Regions from separate parts of the Homo sapiens genome. Here regions 1, 3 and 4 are each linked to region 2. Evidence: chromatin loops called from intact Hi-C (ENCODE). Cell type or tissue: gastrocnemius medialis. All regions are shown on one strand. Region 1 overlaps BFSP2 (beaded filament structural protein 2). Region 2 overlaps TMEM108 (transmembrane protein 108). Region 3 overlaps TMEM108 (transmembrane protein 108). Region 4 overlaps TMEM108 (transmembrane protein 108).

What was found. Peaks named below come from ENCODE experiments on the same cell type or tissue, not always from the same donor. Only the 100,000 strongest peaks of a DNase experiment are listed, where the experiment ranks them.
Region 1: it touches region 2 in a loop (13-fold over the local background); 43 of 110 quality-filtered maps call a loop at or near these places.
Region 3: a loop joins it to region 2, with 10 times the contacts of the local background. A loop is called at or near these places in 84 of 110 quality-filtered maps.
Region 4: a loop joins it to region 2, with 13 times the contacts of the local background. A loop is called at or near these places in 84 of 110 quality-filtered maps.

The regions. Positions count from the first base shown.
Region 1 is chr3:133,421,373-133,426,372 of GRCh38, forward strand. The region is part of intron 1 of BFSP2 (beaded filament structural protein 2); the gene reads left to right. Among named protein-coding and RNA genes, the nearest start is that of BFSP2, 24 kb to the left of the region's middle. RefSeq lists an enhancer at 2,480-2,529. In gastrocnemius medialis, CTCF peaks have their summits at 2,380 (motif pointing left) and 2,580; a DNase peak (open chromatin) is centred at 2,379.
Region 2 is chr3:133,039,088-133,044,087 of GRCh38, forward strand. All of the region lies in intron 1 of TMEM108 (transmembrane protein 108), which reads left to right. Among named protein-coding and RNA genes, the nearest start is that of TMEM108, 3.2 kb to the left of the region's middle. RefSeq lists an enhancer at 2,178-2,472. In gastrocnemius medialis, a CTCF peak has its summit at 2,322 (motif pointing right); a DNase peak (open chromatin) is centred at 2,354; H3K4me3 peaks cover 506 bases; H3K27ac peaks cover 1,134 bases.
Region 3 is chr3:133,375,095-133,380,094 of GRCh38, forward strand. It overlaps TMEM108 (transmembrane protein 108), which reads left to right. Exons shown (of 6, transcript NM_023943.4): 4 at 4,658-5,000. All of the region lies in intron 1 of LOC101927432 (a long non-coding RNA gene), which reads right to left. Among named protein-coding and RNA genes, the nearest start is that of BFSP2, 22 kb to the right of the region's middle. In gastrocnemius medialis, a CTCF peak has its summit at 2,523; a DNase peak (open chromatin) is centred at 4,507.
Region 4 is chr3:133,382,055-133,387,054 of GRCh38, forward strand. The region is part of intron 4 of TMEM108 (transmembrane protein 108); the gene reads left to right. Among named protein-coding and RNA genes, the nearest start is that of BFSP2, 16 kb to the right of the region's middle. In gastrocnemius medialis, a CTCF peak has its summit at 2,596; a DNase peak (open chromatin) is centred at 2,569.

The DNA of each region.
Region 1 (5,000 bases), 380 kb after region 2:
GGGAGAGAATCGGTCCCAGGCTGCTCTCCCAGCTCTGGTGATGGCGGGCAATCCTTGGCCTTCCTTGGCCCGTAGATGCATCACCCCCATCTCTACCTTCATTCTTCCATATGTCTGTGTCCAAATTTTCCTCTTTTCATAAGGATGCCAGTTACATTAGATGAGAGCCTACCCTAATGACCTCAACTTGATGACATCTGTAAAGATCTTATTTCCAAAAAAAAGGTCACCTTCACAGGTACTGGGGGTCAGGACTGCAACTTATCTTTTGGATGGTACACAATTGAATCCATAACACTGGCTATTGTTCTTTTCACATTATAGTCCTGATTCCCAACATTTTGTCCTGTTTTGTCAACTGTCATTTAAAAATGTTGCAGAAATATCAGTATTTCTGCACCTAACCCATTTCATCCTCTCTTCCTTTTGTACTTGAAATTAAATTCCACATCCTGGCTGGGCGTGGTGGCTCACGCCCGTAATCCCAGCACTTTGGGAGGCCAAGGCGGGTGGATCACAAGGTCAAGAGATCAAGACCATCCTGGCCTACGTGGTGAAAACCCGCCTCTACTAAAAATACAAAAATTAGCTGGGTGTGGTGGTGCGCACCTATAGTCCCAGCTACTCGGGAGGCTGAGGCAGGAAAATTGCTTGAAACCGGGAGGCAGAGGTTGCAGTGAGCCAAGATAGCGCCACTGCACTCCAGCCTGGCAACAAAGCGAGACTCCATCTCAAAAAAAAAAAAAAAAAAAAATCCACCACATCCTATCAAACTACTTGGGCTATTGGGGTCCAGAAAGGAAAGCTGTACAGAGAGTCCAAGAGAATGCTGTTCATATAGTAGAAACACAGTAAATGCCACTAAGCTGCTGTGTGACCTTGGACAAGTTACTCCACCTCTCTCAGCCTCAGTTTTCTTAACTGTTAGATAAAGGCATTGGATCTCACTGACATCTCCCTGCACACACACAGGGAATAGGCAAGATTCCCTTTTAGAATTCTGGTAGGTAGATGAGATGGATCGTTTCCCTGGACATGCAGAAACCTGGTGCCACTGACTCCTACCTCTCTCTTCACTTCTGTGTACCCTGAGATGAAGCCCTCTCCCTCTGAGGCTCCTCATCTGTAAAATCAGAGGGTGGAATGTTCTGATCTCCCAAGCCCGCAGCCATAGAGGAGGCTGTCACTGCTCCCCATCATCTCTGAGCAGTGGATGAAGCCTATAGAAGAGAGGCAGCCTCCGATGAGCTCATTGTCCCCATTCTTTGGTTGGCTGGCTGGAAATGGGAATGTTCAGTACATTTTGGGCACCTCCTTCATTCCTGAGGCTCAGGTGGTAGCCTATGCCCCAACATTAATGAAGCAGCAGTTATATTACCCCCAGCCCAGCACCTGCCAGAATATAGCCCAGGTGTTGCCAAATAGCAGGGTAGGGAGAAACTGTCCGGACAGGGGGGTTGCCGAGAGACAGCAAAGCCAACGCCTCACCCAAGTTCACAAAAGCCCAGATTAAACCAATGAACAGCTGGAATTTCTAACTTGGACAGCCCCAGGATTGTGCCTGCCTATACCTGGTACTGAATACGTGAGCCTTCTTGCTCCTTCTTGGACACACCCTGTCATGGTTCCAGATACCCACTGCTGTGATTTTGAGCTTCTTTGTTACACTGAAAATCCTAAGAGCAGAGGTATAGTCTGATTATTTCTGAACCTAAAACCTAGCACAATGCCAGGCACAAAGAAAGAAGAGAAGGAAGTCAGGAAGGCAATAAGGAAAGTAGGAAGGATGGAAGAGGAAGGAAGAAAGGGAGGGAGGGAAAGAGGGAGACTGCAACAGAATATCACAGTGGCTAATGGTGCAAGCCGTAAAGTGCAAAAGAACTGAGTTCAAACTCTGGTTTTGCCATTGACTGGCTTTGTGACCCAAGGCAAATCGCTTAACCTCTCTGAATTCCAACGTCCTGTACTATTCACTCCACCGGGTTGTTGTGGGAATTAAATAATTCACTTAGAACACTTAGCATAGTGCTTGCCCATGGTAAGCATTCGGCAAACTGTGGTAGTAATCTGCGTCATCATTTATAGTACTTAAAACAATAATAACCGCATGGACTACACAGCCCTCTGACATCACCTGCCCAGCCAACTTTTCCGTACTTTGGGGGCGGGCGGTGGGGTGGTGGGGGAGGCGGCGGGGGCGGGGGTAGGAATGAGCATTTGCACAACGTTACACAGGGATGGTCCCGCTGACTCAGGAGCATTCCACTTTGTGGCAGCGATCTCAGAGTGGCCTGCAGGCCAAATCAGATTTGCCAGAGCCCCTTTGAGATAGGGGTGTCCCGGGCTACCGCCTCTGACCTGGTTCTCTTGGCAGGTGGCGCCACCTGCTGGCTGCTCTAGGAACTGTCTTACATACCTAGTCACTCAGCGGCAAAATGTTCTTTGTGTCAAGCCCTGGACTCCTATAATCACCTCCTGACTGCCAAAGCCACCTTGATCCTGGGAAGCCAGTCACGCAATTCATACTGCCCTGCAGTCGTCCGCTTCACGTCAGAATTTCCAGGACAACTCCCAATTTCCTGAGGATTATAAATCAACCATAAAATTTCATTTTCCCCTGAGACTTTGCATATATCGACCAGCTAGTCTGTTTCTATTCTCTTCTGCTTTTTTTTTTTGCGGGGGCGGGGGCGGCGGGGAATGGAGTCTCACTCTGTCACCCAGGCTGGAGTGCAGTGGCTCAATCTCGGCTCACTGCAACCTCCGCCGCCCGGGTTCAAGCGATTCTCCTGCCTCAGAAGTAGCTGGGATTACAGGCGCCTACCACCGCGTCCAGCTAATTTTTTTTTTTTTTTTTTTTTTTTTTTTTGTATTTTTAGTAGAGATGGAGTTTCGCCTTCTTGGTCAGTCTGGTCTCGAACTCCTGACCTCGTGATCCACCCGCCTCGGCCTCCCGAAGTGCTGGGATTACAGGCGTGAGCCACTATGCCCGGCCTTCTCTTCTACTTCTATTCGTGACAGAAGAAACCTCGTTTCTTTCCTTTTTCAGGTGCATTCTGGGTTGCTGTGGAGCTTAGGTCAGACCTTGAGTTTAGAGTCAAAGGTCCTGAGTTCCAGTCTCAGCCCACCAAATACTTTTGCCCAGGTCCCTAATCTCTCCCACCTCCAGCTGCTTTATCTGGAAAAGGAGAGTTATCATTCCACCTGCCATCATGGTCCTGATCCTTTTGTGGGTTTGTTTGTTTTTTGTTTTTGTTTTGATTGTTGTTGTTATTGTTTTTGAGACAGAGTCTCACTCTGTCACCCAGGCTGGAGTGCCTTGGCACAATCTCGGCTCAGTTCAACCTCTGCCTCCTGGATTCAAGCAATTCTCATGCCTCAGCCTCTCAAGTAGCAGGGATTACAGGTGCACAACACCACTCCCCGCTAATTTTTGTATTTTAGTAGAGACAGTGTTTCGCCATGTTGGCCAGGCTGGTCTCAAACTCCTAACCTCAGGTGATCCGCTAGGCTCAGCCTCCCAAAGTGCTGGATTACAGGCGTGAGCCACCATGCCTGGCCTGGTTCTGATCCCTTTGAAATTTAAAGGAGAATGAAATCAGTGGGAAAAGGCTTTGTTAGTGTCACAGATAAGGCTACAACTCCTTAGCCTGTGGGTGTAACTACTGTCACGTGTAAATACAGAATCCTGGGTGACGGTGGCATGCATTGGCCCTGCCTTCTTCCTCACCAGCAGTCTCTCAGTATGACATTGTCATGGTAGCTACTATAAGGCTGGCACAGGTTTCGGTTTTATTATGGTCATTCATGAGATTTTTAATGAGGGCTTACTATGCACCAAGCACTATGGGAGTTCAAATATTAGAGCCAAAATTCTTGGACTCTGGGACCTGGAGGTCTAGAAGGGATGAAGTGTAAACAAATCCACACACTGGTCCATCCCTGTTACATGCCAAGCACTGTGCTGGGCACGTGATGGATGTCAACCGTAGGTCAAACAGGAAGGACTCACGAAGTACAGTTACAAATGCAGCTTTGGTTTGATAGGGCCCTCTCCCAAGATCCCTTTCAACTTGCTCAGTGGGTGGTAGACATTCTTCCCAGCCCCTGGGCGAAAACATGGAGGGTCCCATGATTTTTCTGATCACTTGCAGGAAACTAAAAACATCACACTCGTTTTAAGCCACAAAACAGTATCAACTCAGGAAATAGAATGTCCAGTTGATATATTATTCAACATATCAACCCTCACTTTCTCCCCTGCCCAGGTAGGGCCAAGCACCTAGCAAGGATGCTGAAGTCAGTTCCGTCTCTCTTTCCTGCTATTCTCCTCACTCCCACTTCCCTGTGGCTGTTTCTAGCCCAGTTGAAATCTAAGCAGGACAAAGGGATGGGAAAGGGAAAGGGAAAGGGAAGGGAAGGGAAGGGAAGAAGGGAAGGGAAGGGAAATAAAGAAGGGAAGGGAAATAAAGAAGGGAAAGGAAGGGAAGGGAAGGGAAATAAAGAAGGGAAGGGAAGGCAAGGGAAATAAGAGAAAGGAGGGCAAGGGAAGGCTAGGGAAGGCAAGGGAAGGGAGGGGAGGGGGAGGGGGAGGGGATGGGGGAGGGGAAGGCAGGGCAGGGCAGGGCAGGGAAAGGAAGGGAAGGGAAGGGAAGGGAAGGGAAGGGAAAAAGCTCTTCCTTGTCAGATATTGTTTTAAGTTAGTGTCACAGCATCTGGGTCCGGCTAACATTAAAGTCAGATTCTTTCTCTTGGGGACACTTTTCTGGATTCCTCTTAGACTCCCCTCTTGGAGCATCTGCAGGCACAAGCCCCTTCTTCAGTTGACCGCCTGTGACCCCTCCCCCAAGTTTCTGCCTCTGCAGTATGGCCCACTGGCATCCCCTCACCCTCGCAGGCTGCCCTCCCAAATGCCCCCTGCTGACGTGCCTGTCAAGGGCTCCACACCTCCCAAAGATGGAAGCACCTGTCAGGCATTGTAAGAGGAGTGCAGTGACTTT
Region 2 (5,000 bases):
GGGGCTATTTTTTTTTTTAAGCAGTTGGGCACCGGTGGAGCCGGTCTAAATGAAAGTCTACAAAAACCAATTTCAGATGCAGCGTAACTGATGACTGGTAAATGGTGAGGAGGGAAATGCCTGCAGTGAACTGCAGACCACCACACTGAGATTCTTCCTTAAGAAGATAGGGGTTTTTTTCGGAGGAAAGGTTGTAGTTTCTGCAAACAGGTTTTTCTGGGGGTACCCAGGAAGGTTATTACTTATTTTCAGCATGTTACTGGGTTGTGGGGAGAGGGAAGGCAGGGTCTAAACTAAACCTACTCACACGTCCTTAATTCTTTGAAAAGTGTGTGCTCGATGAAGACCATTTGGCTGCCAAAAGAGGTTTGTATGGGAGTCCGGGGGAGATGGATTGTTGCCTTTAAATCATACTTTAAAAAGGGGAAGGTATGTCCAGGAACTTAAGAGCAGGTCAAGCTATGGAAAGTATTCCCTGCCTCTCCTCCATTTCCCCAGACAGCTCATAGGCAAACATAAAAAGTCCCTTCAATTTTCCACGGGTTAACTTCTTGATTTGTTGGATACACCTGGTAATCTACTCTGTAAGAAATGGTTCAACTAACTCATTATGAAGATATTACTGTGTTCTGGACTTTCCACGTAATTTATTCAGAACTCTTTCTGGTATGAGATGGATAAGGGTCTCTCTACCTTGTCCCTTGGAGACATCCTGATACCTTCAAAGCCCTTTATAGCTCTTACATTCCCTGTACAACAACATGTTTCTTTAGGAAATGACCTGATTTCAAACCTCTAAAACACACCCCATGCCTGTGAAATGCCTACACTTGCCAAGAATTCAGTTTACTAGGCAAGATAAATATATTTTTTTAAGAGGGAACACCTAAATTTGTTAGGGGTATCAAATTCAGGTTTATCAGCCACCGGAAATCAAATTTTGTCGGTTTTCTGAGATGAATGAAAGTAAAAGAACAAGTTGCTGCAAAGCTCATTTAGAATATCACAAATGACCCTAGTAAAGTGAAATATAGGTTGTCACCTGATAGACTTCACACAAACCAAATTAGTGGGAATAATTTAAAAACTTTATCACAGTTTTTTTTGTTTGTTTGTTTGTTTTTTTTTTTTTTTGAGACGGAGTCTCCGTCTGTCACCCAGGCTGGAGTGCAGTGGTGCGATCTCGGCTCACTGTAACCTCCGTCTCCTGGATTCAAACGATTCTCCTGCCTCAGCCTCCCGAGTAGCTGGGATTACAGGTGTGAGGCACCATGCCCGGCTAATTTTTGTATTTTTTAGTAAAGACGGGGTTTCACCAGATTGGCCAGGCTGGTCTTGAACTCCTGACCTCGTGATCCACCTGCCTCAGCCTCCCAAAGTGCTGGGATTACAGGCATGAGCCACCATGCCGGCCAGAAAATTTTTTTTTTTAAGTGGCATGGAGTAGAGGGGAGAAAAGAATGCTGAGGGTGAGGTAGGTGGCATAGTATACACTTTTATTTTCAGAGGAGAGAAATTAATCTTTGTTCCATAAACCGCAAAGGGTATGCATTGTTTGTTTGGCCTGCGGAAGGGAGGCAGGGATTTTGAAAAGGTTGGGAAACACTGATTAGGTTATGCAAGGGACAACAAAAAGATTAACAAGCTTAGTCCATCTAGCAACGTACTTCAGTGACCTATAGGACAAGGTTTTATTCTCTGATTCAATAAAAGCCCACTAGTGTTGCTTTCAAAGCAGCAACAAAATCATTTCCTTTCTGTCGTTTCTGTCCCCTGGGTCAGGGACGGGGAACATAGAGAGTGAATGAGAGAGATTAGAGTCCGACCTGCATGCCTAAGCAGTAGTGTCCTCTGAGGAGGATCTGTGTCACATTGTGTAAGTATAAGAGCCTTCATATTGAGAGGGATCTGAGTACCTTCCTTAGGACACATGCTGTAAGATACAGCTGGATAACAGAGCCACAGGTGGGGGCACTGGGTGAGATCATCTGATAGGGAAGCATTGGGGAAAGAGGAGAGCCAGGAAATGTTTAATTCAGTGGGGCTCTGCTGGCTGCTTTTGGATCCTTGAGGAGGCATTTCAAGGCAGAGCTGCCTCATTGGCTAGCCTGGCTGGCTTTATGTGGCTTCCAGAGGACCTGCCATTCACAAGATGAAAGCTCCTGTGGTAGTTACACGTCTCAGGTTGTAAGCATCAGTTATGCTTGTAATGTGCTTGAGAAAAGAAGGGCTCACAGAGACCTAAATCTAGGCTGCCGTTCCTTCACTTGGCTCATGTCACCCCCCAGGGCTCCCAGAAAACAAGTTGTACCCTCCTTACCAGTAGATGGCACTGCTGCCCCTGGGAATTCCTGGAGGAGCTGAACTATGGAGCTGGCAAACCAGCAGTGTGTAGCCTCTAGTCAGAAGATTTTGAAAGGCTATGTCAGCCCTCAAACGAAATCTCAAAGAAAATAGTTCTGAAAGCCATAACTGTTTACATAAGGTAGGAATAACGTGTGTCATGGGGATTGAGGAATGGCTGTGATTACATTGACTGTACATGTGCGTTTCTGAAGGGAGAAGGCAGAGAGTAAACTGACAAGCATCATAGCATAGGCTTTAAACGCACCCGGCATATGTATTGGTTAATTAAACATAATAATCATGATTTGATCCAACTTTCCAACAACTTAATCGTTTCTAATTATTTGCATGTGAAGCTAGTCTACACACATGGATGGGACTATGGAAATATACATGTGACTTTTAAACCTGAACAGTAGCTGGTAAGTACATGCTCTGAAGACAGCAGTGAGAGTATTAGTAAAAATAATGCTGATAAAGTAGTCACTATATTTCAGGGCTGTCCACAGAAGATAGGTCAAAACAATTCTTAATTCGTTTCTTCTAAAACTTGAAAATTCCTAATGTGTTTTTAGATCTTCTTAGTTAATGTGGACCTTTCAATATTATATTAGCAGCCCCAAACTTGTGCTTTGGTTTTAATGATGTTATTAGTCAGGGTTAATTCATCCATCCACCTATTTTGAAATAACTATTCTTTGTTCTCTAGCTGTTATTTACTGTTCTTTGAGATGGGAAGGTTATAGTGTATAATGAGGGCCCCGGCTTTGACTCTGCCTGAGGTATAGGATGCTACCTCTAGGTGCAATTACCCCAGTCACCTGCTGCTTTGTGTAGTTCCCATCCTATGGCTTAGGTTATTTGAGGTTTCTTTCTGTCTCTCAAGTGAACTGATGAGCTTGTCTTTACTACCAATGCTAAATACTAAAATCCTGCTTGTGCTAGGTAGTGGTAGGCCAACAGTCCATTAATGCCATCTTATTATGTGACTAAAAATAAATCTATTCACCTTTCTGAACCTTACTTTTATCACCTGAGATTGATGAGATGGTGGATGTCTCTTAAAATCTCTTCCAAGTCTAAAGTTATATGGTTAGGTGATTCTCATAAGTTATTTCTGAAGACTAAAAATTATTTATAAAATATTTTCATACTGTGAGCTTAGGGCAAAAAGAAGTCTTGCTAATGTTTCCTCCCAGAAAAGTGGTTGTGCATTACCTTAGGATCCTAACAGTTCAGAGTAGGAAGAAACTCTTGAAGATGATTTAACTTAACCTTCTCAATTTATAGACAGCTCAGTTCAGAGTTGAGTTTCTTGACCAAGGTAACAGAGCTAGTTAGTGGCAGAGAACTAGTTAGAGGACTAGGATGCAAGCTCAGGACTCAATATAGTTTTCCCTTCTCCAATGCTGCTTTATTTCATCTGCCATCAGGCCACAGAATATGCTGTGTCTACAGGGCTGGGGCCAAGAAAATTTTCTGAGTAATTCCTTAATGTAGGGCTTTAAAGCAACAGCATGAATAGCTTTGAGTTTTGGCAGAAGTTCAAGGTCAGGCTTCTCTTTGCAGCTCATTCTTTTCTTCACTGATTGATTGTGAGCAGGATTTTTCACTGCGCATCTTTAGGCTTTAAAAACTTTTCTGCATATGCTGTTTCCTGTAAGAAAAAACTTTCATCATCCTAGAAGAATCATTCCTCAATCAGATGTTCTTAAGTTGGGTCCATGGACTCCCCAACATCTCTCTGGATAGGAGAATCTTTCATATAATTCACTTCATTTGTAATCTTATGTATTTGATCTTATACATTTCACACATAATTCTGAGAAGGAGGTCCTTAGGCTTCAAGAGACTACAAAAGAGGTCTGTGGCACACACACACAAAATAGGGTAAGAATTCTGAGTTCTTGTCTGAGGAGCTAAAAGACATTAGGGTGGAAGAGTGTTAGGGGTAAGATATGGGGTAAACTTATTGAAGTTTGTAGGAACATTTTTACCTTTTAAAAAATTGCTCACTAAATGATGCTAATAGCATTTTACCCATCTTAAATTAATAATGTATATGCGAGTATTGATTTCCATTTATCATTCCTTCCTCAATAAGTACTCTTTCCTAATTTTACCAAAACACTTTCAAATTCATGTTGCTTTATTGGCGATGACATGCATACTAAGAGGCTCCCTTCTCCCCCAATCTGACTTGATTTCCAGATGTTCAGTTCCCTTCTAATTCATGACTTGGAGTTTTTGACTTCTGAGGTAGTACACCTCATGTTCAACTCTAGGCTCCTAGGACTCACCATGATCCCAGAGAGGCAAAATAATTTACATGCTAGGAATTAAAAAAAAATCCTTAGGTTCCTTTATTTGTACCCAGGGTTTACCACAGAAATTGCTGCTCCTCCTTGGCTAATTATTTTCCTTTTCTATTTGTAATCCCAAATTCTCACTTTTCCTAATTGTTTCCAAATAAGAGTGACTGGGAGTTTGTATGTATTGGAAATAAAAATCCTTGTTTAAAACATGCAAAATTTTTGAATTTTGAAGAACATTTGCTTGAAAATCTCTTGCTTTGTGTCCTGTGACACCTTGCCTACTTTTGGTGCCATGGTGACCCATGTTGGTGAATTCACCTGCTGGCATCTTTTTGGCTA
Region 3 (5,000 bases), 340 kb after region 2:
AAATATGTCAGTACAGGCTTAGCCCTTTGAGCAGTGTATAGTACATATTAGCCATTTCTCTTTTCATCAATTCCCTTGTTGCCTTTGCCAGATGCAAATGTCATGCCCAATATGGACTGCAGGCAGCCAACCAAATAAACAGAAGGAGGAGGACCTTTCCTTCCCTTGGGTCCTGAGCTCATGTATGCATTGGAATTTTCAGTAGGAGGAGACCTTCTTGTGATGTCTGGACACCCATCAATATGTAGATTCCACCCCACAACAATTGTCCATATTCAGACACGTTTTAAAAATCGGTTCCACATTTCAAGCATGTGAAGCTAGGTTTTAGCTTTAGTCTCTACTACATATTTGGAATTAAAGCCTCTAGAGTCCATTATGCAAATCCATGCAAATAATATGCAAAGAGGCAGTAGCCTCAGATTGTGGGGAGGGGGAGTGTGTAGTCCAGCACAAAGGGCCTTGAATGAAAATTTGCATGTGTTAGGGAAGCCCTGGGTTGAAGGCCTCAGATGTTTATTGTGACAGTGTGCATAGCATTCAGTTGTTAACCTTTTGTGCCAAAGAAGAGAGGTAAATGCTTGTCTGATTTCCATATTGAAGGTGACAGTAGAGGTTGGAGGTGGTATTTGGCTAGCACAACATTGTAGGGATTTTTATTATACAAATGAAAAGTTGCTTTGAAATAATGGCTGTGGTCCAGGCTGTGTCCCCAACCAGCAATGTGTTCTTGGACAAGTCACTTCCCTCCTTCTGTTGCCCACTCTGTGAAATGAGGGGATTGGATTAGGTGAAATGCCAGATCCCCTCTCACTGTAACATGTAAACATCATCCTCCAGGTAAAAATCCCTTGGCACCCACGGTGGCAGTATCCGTTCATTGTGCCAAAGATGATGTACTCTAAAGTCCAAAGAAGAAAGGGCTAAGAGGTAACTCTACAGTTCTAGAGAGAACAATAACTTCAGGGGATGCTGATAGCTGAGTGGGGGAAATAGGCAGCAGCAACAAAGACAAACATATTTACTTAGGCTGTGTATCTTACAGCACCAAGGATTCCAGTCAAAGGCTTCCCAGCTAGGAGGATGTTAGTTCCTGGAATGCCAGTGATGGGAAAGTCAGGGGAATTTTTTTCCCTGAGTGTTTTAAAGATCAGTCTGTATTAACCCCTCTCTCTGCCTCTGGAGTGCCGCAAAAGTTCTCCTAGAGGCCATGGTGGCTCCTCTCCCACCTGAGGGCCTGTCCCTGGGGTCAGCCAATGTTGCTTCCAAAAGACTGCTGTGTCCTTGGTCTCCGGTCTTTTATTGTATCTGACACATCTGGTGCCTGGCCCCAGAGATTCCCCGGGCCCTTAATTTTAACTCCAGCTGTTGCAGCAAACACCAGCTGGGTGCAGGCAGAACCTGACAGCCCTATGGCCCAGAACTTCTCTGATCCAGCTAATGGAGACCTGGCGTCAGTCAGGAAGTGCAGTGATGAGCATCCCAGGAGCAGCCCTTGATCAGTGAATATGGGAGCCTCTGGGTGAGTGTTCTTTTCAGGCAGACAATTTGAGGTGCAGCCTACTCAGCTCCACTGACGTCCCCTGTGAGTTTGAGGTGCCCACCTGGACCAGCTCATAACCTGCCCTCAGATTGGTTTTCCCTGTTTCACTAATCTCAGACCCCCACGGCTGACCCCACAGATCATTTTCCAGTATAAACTTCCTGCACAAAAGCCCTGTCTCTGTCTCTCCTTTTTCAGAGGATCTCTTAACATAAGGCATGTGTATTAGTTTGCTAGGGCTTCCATAACACAATACCACAGACAGAAATGTACTTCCTCACATTTGAGGAGGATGGAAGTCTAAATTCAAGGCGCCAATAGGGTTGGAGTCCCCCGAGTCCTCTCTCCTTGGCTTGCAGATGGCGTCCTCTAGCTGCCGTGTCCTCACATGATCATCCCTCTGTGCACACGTGCTCCAGATGTCTGTGTGTCCTAATCTCCTCTTCTTAAGAAGGACACCAGTCAGATCGAATTAGGGCCCACTCTTTTGGCCTCATTTTACTTTAATTACCTCTTTGAAAGCCCTATCTCCAAATATAGTCACATTCTAAGGTACTGGGAATTAGGGATTCAACATAGGGATTTTGGGGGTGCATAAGTCAGTCCTTAACAACACTTAACACTTGTGAGCTAAACAGACACTTGAAAGGGAATGTCCATCAAAACATGGAGGTCACCACCACTAGCCCTAGGAATAGATTGTCTCTCTGGTGTTAAGCTGTGGGCAGGATAGGGGCACCAGAATAACCCTGAGCAGGTCAGAGCATAACAGCACATTAATTCTTCTGGGATGCAACATACTGTCCTCTTCTTCCTCCTTCTGCATCATTGATAGTGGTTGACCAGGATAAGCATGCACTTTAAAGACAACCCTTGTTTCACATACTTCTGCTACTGTGTGACTTTCCACATGTTGCCTAATCTCCCCAAACCTCAATTTCATGCTCCACCAAGTGGTCATATGGATTAAAGCATGAAAGCCTGGGCCAGGGCAAGTGTTCAGTAAACAGGTTTTAGGATTGACTCGAATACACAGAATGTGCTGTCGGTGTGTGGTCTAGATCAGGGGTCCCCAACCACTGGGTCACAGACCAGTACCAGTCTGTGGCCTGTTAGGAACCAGGCTGCACCACAAGAGGTGGGAGGCCGGTGAGCCAGCATCACCACCGGAGCATCACCGCCAGAGCGTTACTGCCAGAGCTCTGCCTCCTGTCAGGTCAGCGGCACCATTAGATTCTCATAGGAGCACAAACCCTATTGTGAACTGCACATGCAAGGGATGGATCTGGTTGCGTGCTCCTGATGAGAATTGAATGCCTGCTGATCTGAGGTGGAAGAGTTTCATCCCAAAACCATACCCCCCCCGACCAACTCCAGTCCATGGAAAAACTGTCTTCCACAAAACCAAGTGGAAGACAATTTGTCCCTGGTGCCAAAAAGGTTGGGGACCGCTAGTCTAGATCATGAATGAAAGTTTAGAAAAAAATAGATTGTTTAGGGCAAATTTTTGGTCCTAGAGTTGGTGGGTGCTACAGCCTCAGTGCAATCTAAAGTCCCCCGCAGCCTCCCACTCCCCACCAATTTAGAAGTGCAGGGTGAGGACACAGGCCCATGCCCAGGCTCCACCACACACCAAACGGTGATCCTGGGCCTTGTGTCAAAGGCATGCCTGGAGATCTCCTCCCCATCTCTGCTTCTCGCCAGGGCCCTGCCTTCTCCATCAGACACCTGGGAATCACAGCTGGGGCCCCTGCTTTGGCCGTTTGTCCTGCTGGAATCTGATGGAGGAAAGACGCTCTGAGAGAGTAATTAGACGCAGACAGAGATCTCTCTCCATAGTCAGAGGAGCCTAGCAGGGGCTGAAGGAACTGCCTGAGGATGACAAAGAAGGGGATCCATGAACAAGGAGGTGCTAACAGGTCAGAATCAGGCCTCAGAGGACTGTTGGCCCTTCCTCAGCCGTAGAGACAGGCTCTTCCCAACCCATGTGTTGTCAACGGCTCCTACATGTCATGCTTGCATGAGGTACCATTTTTAAAAATAGGCACATGCTATTGTGATTGATAAAATCCACACATAACTAGAAATGTTTTTAAACATATACGTTTTTGTCCTTGTGCATTTTCTTGAACTGCAAGTATGCACATTGGCTATCATACAAAATCCTTTTTTTTTTTTTTTTTTTAATGTTCAAAAGGGCTCCTTCTACTCAAAAAGGCTGGATATCACCAATGACAATTTTTCAGAGTTCAGCCACATGAATGCCATAGGAAAAGCAGTTAATAACAACCATGACACCAGCCGGCATTTGTAGAAGGCACCTTCTGTTCCAGGCTGTGCTAAGTGCTTTTATGGGCTCCAGGTCTGGTTGCTCTTCTCTAGACCCCGGTCCTCTTCTGCCTGTCACTCTTCTATGGCACTGAGACATCTTTGTCTTATTTTAGGATTGTTTGTGGATATGTGCGAGCTTATCCAGGGCCAGAGACTGCCCTGTTCGTTTTTGTGTCCTCCAGGGTCAGGGAGAGGGTTGAACCTCCATAATTGTTTGGCGAATGGTCCTGAAGGGACAGAGGTCTGTTTGCTTGTACCTTTGTGTAGTTTATAAATGGAAGATTCAGAAAAGGGCATAAGAGTTGGTACATACTGCCACCCAGGCCTTCCTCATTTGGCTTGGGGTGGCTCACACAGAGTTCACACAGGCTTCCCCACAGGCAAGCTGTCCTTGACCACTCCTGGCTGCAGAGGAAGAGGCAGATGTGGAGGCCACAAGCCTTCTACACCTCCAGCCCCAGCCTGTTCTGAAAAGTTGCCCTTGTGGGGAGGGCTGATGGCGTTTCTGAGGCATGTGGGAAAGGAGGAGCCTGGCCAGGGTAGCTGCTCTGCTTCCCCTGGTGCTGGTCTCTCTTTCCAGCAGGTACCAGGCAGCACCTACCTAATAGACCTGCCCCAGCTCCACAGACAGTTCTGGTTCAGTGTAGGAGCACTAGTGTGGGCTCAGGAATGCTCCTGACGTTTCCTGAGTTCCCAGCACTGTCCTAGGCCACAGGTAAGAAAGGCCCAGGCTGTATGCTGCTCCCCAAGTATTTTACCTCTTCTCTCTGTCTCCTTTTCAAGGTTTCCTGCTGATCTTGGCACTGACCGAAGCGCTGGCATTTGCCATCCAGGAACCATCTCCCAGGGAATCTCTTCAGGTCCTCCCTTCAGGCACTCCCCCGGGAACCATGGTGACAGCACCCCACAGCTCTACCAGACATACTTCTGTGGTGATGCTGACCCCCAATCCCGATGGACCCCCCTCACAGGCTGCAGCTCCCATGGCAACACCGACACCCCGTGCAGAGGGGCACCCTCCTACGCACACCATCTCCACCATCGCTGCGACAGTAACCGCCCCCCATTCTGAAAGCTCCCTGTCCACAGGGCCCGCTCCAGCAGCCATGGCAACCACATCCTCCAA
Region 4 (5,000 bases), 340 kb after region 2:
ATTATGTCTTCCCTCATGTACTTGAGCTTTGATTCTTATGATTCTTAGAGTTTCTCTGATAGCCTTGCAGGAATCCTCAGCCACACCCCACCCCAAATGGTTACCATCTGCCACTCCCTTACCCCTTCCAGGGATGGCCACACTGCCCCACCCTCATATCCCCGCTCCTTGGACAGCCCATTCTCCTCTGACCCTCCAGGTTGTTGTCCAGCTCTCCTGGGGGCCTAAAGTTTGCCTTCTTGTGATTCCCACTCTATGGCCCTAAGCTGTGCCATCTGAAGCCATACAACTCTAGTTTGTCTAGCAACGTCTGAAACATTTGAAACAGCTCTGAAAGGCAGCCTTCTCTTCATCCAAGCTGCTCAGCCCCGGCCCTTCAAGTCTTCTTTGTAGGGCTGCATTGCCTGGGCCTGTCTCCCATCTGCCCCCTCTGGGGTAGCTTCTGCTTTGTCTCCCAAAAGGAAGCACAGCATTCCACCTGTGTCTGGCTACGGAAGAGGGAGCCGATGGTGGACTCTTTCTTTAGTAGCACTCAGGCAGCCAGCACTGGCATCAGCTCTGCTGGTTGTATTGGCTTCAGGTCATACATAGGCTTGCCCTGATCTCAAGAGGAACAAAGCCCCGAAGGCTTCCCTCAGGGAAGGCTGCTGAGCCAGGTCTCCCAGCTTTTCCTCCTGCTCTGGGTTGTTAGTGCAGGAGGTTTATGCCTTTAATGCGAACCATGATTTCCACTTGGCCTTGTGTTGCAAGATCTTTTTATATCCGGAGTCTAGATTCTTTTCAGGAGCCGCCTCTCATAGCTTTCGGTCTCCTTCAGGTTGATGAGCAAAGTAAACTTTCCATGTCAGGGCTGGGCAAACTGCTTCTGCTGAAGGACCCAATTCAAGAAAAGTAAAAGTGTTTGCAAGTTGCATATTTCATTCTTAATGAAAACAGCTTTATTGTCTCTCATGAAAACACACATTTACACATTTATTCTTAAAACTGCAGTTGCCCACTTCTAAAACAGAAGAATGATCATGAGAAAATGTAGCCCTATTAGCCAATGAATTCTTAATAATGGTTGGTCATATCTGAGAAGTAACTACAGTAGAGACAGCTTTCTAATTTTCCAATCTTTACATGTGTCTAGGATGCTCTCGTTTACAAAGTGCATTCCGTTATTTTTTTATCATTCCATCTTAGACCAGCCAGAGACATAAAAGCAGGAACAAGCAAACACACTGCTAAACACACAGGTGCCACAGTGACTCCAGCTGTCCTCCACACCTTACAGGTAGGGAGTGAGTCACCAGGTGAAGTGATTGACCCAAGGTCCTGACCACACAGTGAGTCAGCCTAGATCTGGTAATACAAAATCTGTTTGATTCAGTGCAGGATTTCCTGTGTGCCCATTGTGTGCCAGACACTGTGCCGAGCATTAGGGAATCTGAGATATGGGCCTCCCTCTTTGAGCTGGATAGCCTGCACCCCACAGGCTACACCCACCTGGATTTTGCAATTCTAAAAGAACTCCTACTTCTCCCCCAGCCCTTCTGTTATGTATAAGCTTGAAATTAGATCAGATCTTATTGCAAAGCTGGAAAGCCCATGGGCTGCCTAAACCATGCATAAAAATGTCAGCCAAGACAGGAGGAAGGACACAGCCTGGGACTGTCCCTTGAGGATTCTTCTGGCACCCTGAAAGGAGCCTTCAGGTGCTGGAGATGGAACATATTACTTTCTAAAGAAAGACACAAACTTTTAATAAAAGTGGACTCTGGTAGCCCCTTGGGAACCGCACACCCCACTCCCTTTGATGTCTGTCTTGCGTTTCCACTATACACAAGGAGGCTCTTGCCTTGGCCCTGACTGCCTCCACATCAGCTCCATGTCCTCAGTCATGGCCCCAACTCCTGCGGGACCATCGTTAACCCTGTGAAGGCTCCAGTGAGAGGGCCATTAAGGTGGAAGAATATTTGTCCAGCTTCAGAACCCTGTGCTCTCAGGAACTATCCTCATCTATTTGGACTGTTTTCATAGCCCAGCACCACTCTAGTTATCAGGAAAGCAGACCTCTTCCACGTCTAAGGGCCCCTTGTTTTGGACCTTCTCAGTGGCTTCATTTATCTTAAAGCTACTCTACAGACCTCAAAGAAGGGTTTCATCCTTTGCCAGTTTGCCAGATATTTCAGGCACTCTGAGTCAGGAGTAAAGTGCATGCATCAGTTTCCTCTCATCTGGCATTTCATACCAGCACTGGCCCCTACCTTGCTTCTCTGAAGCCACCAGAGTCAGAATTCAGATGGGCGGGGTGCTGGGCAGCGGTGATCCTCTGCTCCTGGTAGAAGTGGGAGTTGAGTAAGGCAGATCCCAGGCCTGTGCAAGGAGGGAGGGTGTCCGTTCACCTGCCCTCCCAGATTGCAAGCCACAACCAGTGCCTGGAGGCATATATGTGTCCCGGGGCTGAGAAATGCTTTTCTCTCCTGAGCCCTGCCAGACACTCTAAGCCACGCACGTTTTCAGAAGTGCTGAGAACTGAAATTGATTGGATTCAGGCCATAATGGGCTAGGGCAGAGGAGCCAGGTGGCTCCCAAGCTGGTCTCTGCTGCCACCATCAGGACGCACAGAGCCCACCACTCTTGCCAGAAGCCTCCACGCCTGGCGCTGAATTGGTCGGCGCTCACCATTGTCAGCGGTCTGAGTTTTCATGAGCGTGTCAGTTTTGTGGCTCTGTCAGGGTCCTTTGCCTGTTTGTCACATGTGATGTCCATTTTTGAAAATGCCTTCACCCATCCTCCCTGCAAGAAGATGGGGCTGTTTGGAGGGTGAGATTAGAAAAATAGACTAGCTGCAGATGTTTGTCATCACCAACTCAAGTTCACCCTGGCCAAAGTGGAGTAGCCCCTCTCTCTCTGACACTAGACACTTGAGGGCACCCTCTGCACCTGGTCCCCAGAGCAGTCTGGCCTCCTTCTAGACAGTGGAGCATTAGTGCAGCATTCAAAGAGGTCACATACCATTGTGCTGATGGTTGCTCAGTGAATATTAGACCTGAATGTATATGTGTGCCTTTTCACTCACAGGCCCTGAATGAGTTTATAATTATTATATAAGAAAACCCGGGTGAGAATGACTCTTGCCAATGAAAAGAGTAGAAGAGATTGGGATCAGAAGGCATTATGGCTGGGAAACATGTCTCCTTGGAGCTTACGGATCAAACAGGGATGGGAGAGCCTCAAGGCAATGCAGGGATATCCAGGGAATGTCCCCCAGCTGTTCCAGTGTTAGACCCATACCCTGACAGCTCTTCCCTGTGCATCCCAGCCAGCACCTCCAGGCAGCACTCAGTCCTCACTTCATGGCTTCTCCCCAAGAGGGCCGTGGGCTTCTACAGGCACATTCCCGCCTGCCAGGCTGGTGGGTCAGACACTAAGCCCCCCAGCCTGACCTCCCTCCATACCCTGAGGCCTCCCTGTGACCTCCTCCCTCAGCCTCCAAAGGAGGGAAATGGCTGTGCACAGCCCAGGTGCACCCCTCCCACTGGCACCCATGGGCGAATCCTTTCCCTCACTGGTCTCAGGTTTCTCATCGACAAAACAAAGGGGCCAAACTGAAATGTGTCATCACTCCCTGTCCTCACAGTTAAGCCTGCATAGATCATTAGAGAGGAAGCCTAGTATGCTTCTAAGACTTGGCTTGTGGAATCAAACATACCTGCACACAACCCCAGCTCTTAACATTTGTTGGCTGTAGGACTTACACAAGTAACTTCATCATTGATCCAGTGTCTGTCTGCAAAATGGGACTCCTGTCCACTGTGTTAGTTCCTTCGAGATGCAGGCACCAAGATGGGATTAGGCATATAAGAGAATTATTGGGGGAAACACCTGTAAAATGTTCAGGAAGGAACTGAAGTAGGCAGAGGAAGCCCCAGACTGCAGTGCAGGCCTGACCCCCATGAAAGGAGAGGGAGAAGGAAAGAGAATTCAGTAGGAAGAGTCTTAGACTACAGTGTTGTTCTAAGAAAGTTTCTGCCAGCCAGTGGGAGTCCTTAAGCCATTAGAGGGGTTCCATGTCCAGCAGGAACAGGCCTGCACTAGTACCCCTGTCATGGTCAATCATGGCTGACCAGGGCATTTTCATGGCTGCAACCTCGAAGACTTGTAAAATCAGAGATGATGCATGTTAGGTCTTATCTTAGCATCTGCCATGGAGAAGGTACTCAATAAATGGCAGTGATCAAACAGTGATGATTATTCATCTTATTGTTTTTAAGATTTGCAATGCCTGCTCAAACAGGCCCGGGAAAGAGCAATTCAATAGTTGTTTGAAAGGTTGAATCCTCAGGGGACCTGCAGGGTTTCATTTCCATTTCTCATCACACAGCAGATCCTATCACCTGAAAGCATGCCCTTCCACAAATGTGAATACAGTACTCAGGGCTCCATCTGAAAATGGAGTGACCCCTCTTCTTCCTGTCACACATCTGACAAGCCATGGATGACTCCCCAGTGACATTCCTGGGAACCCAAGAGAGCTTAATTCCCAACTCTGTTTTAAAACTCAAGGAAATTGGGACTCCATGACCTCCTCCAGAGTCTTGATGGCTACTGCCTCAGGAGAAACAGAGCAGTTGAAGCTTTTCAACTAAATGGGAAAGGGAACAGTTAACATCTTGTGTTTGCATAGAGCTGCGCAGTTTACAAAACGCTTCTGCATATGTCATCTCTATACCCTCCGGTGTTCAGGACAATACAGGATAGTGGATATCAACTTGAAGATCATCAAGACCTGGACTCAAGTTGCAGTAATTAGTTGGGTGATCAAGATCAATACTATTAGCTTCTATGACCTTCAGTTACCTGTTCTGAAAATGGGAAGAGCAATAGTGCCTTCCTCAGGCAGTTATCATGTGGGCTAAATAAGCTTCAAAGTGCCTGGGTCAGTGCTGGGAATATAGTAGAGACCCTGTAAGTCTGACTTGTACTTTTCTTTCTTGGATGAAAGGTGAGACCAC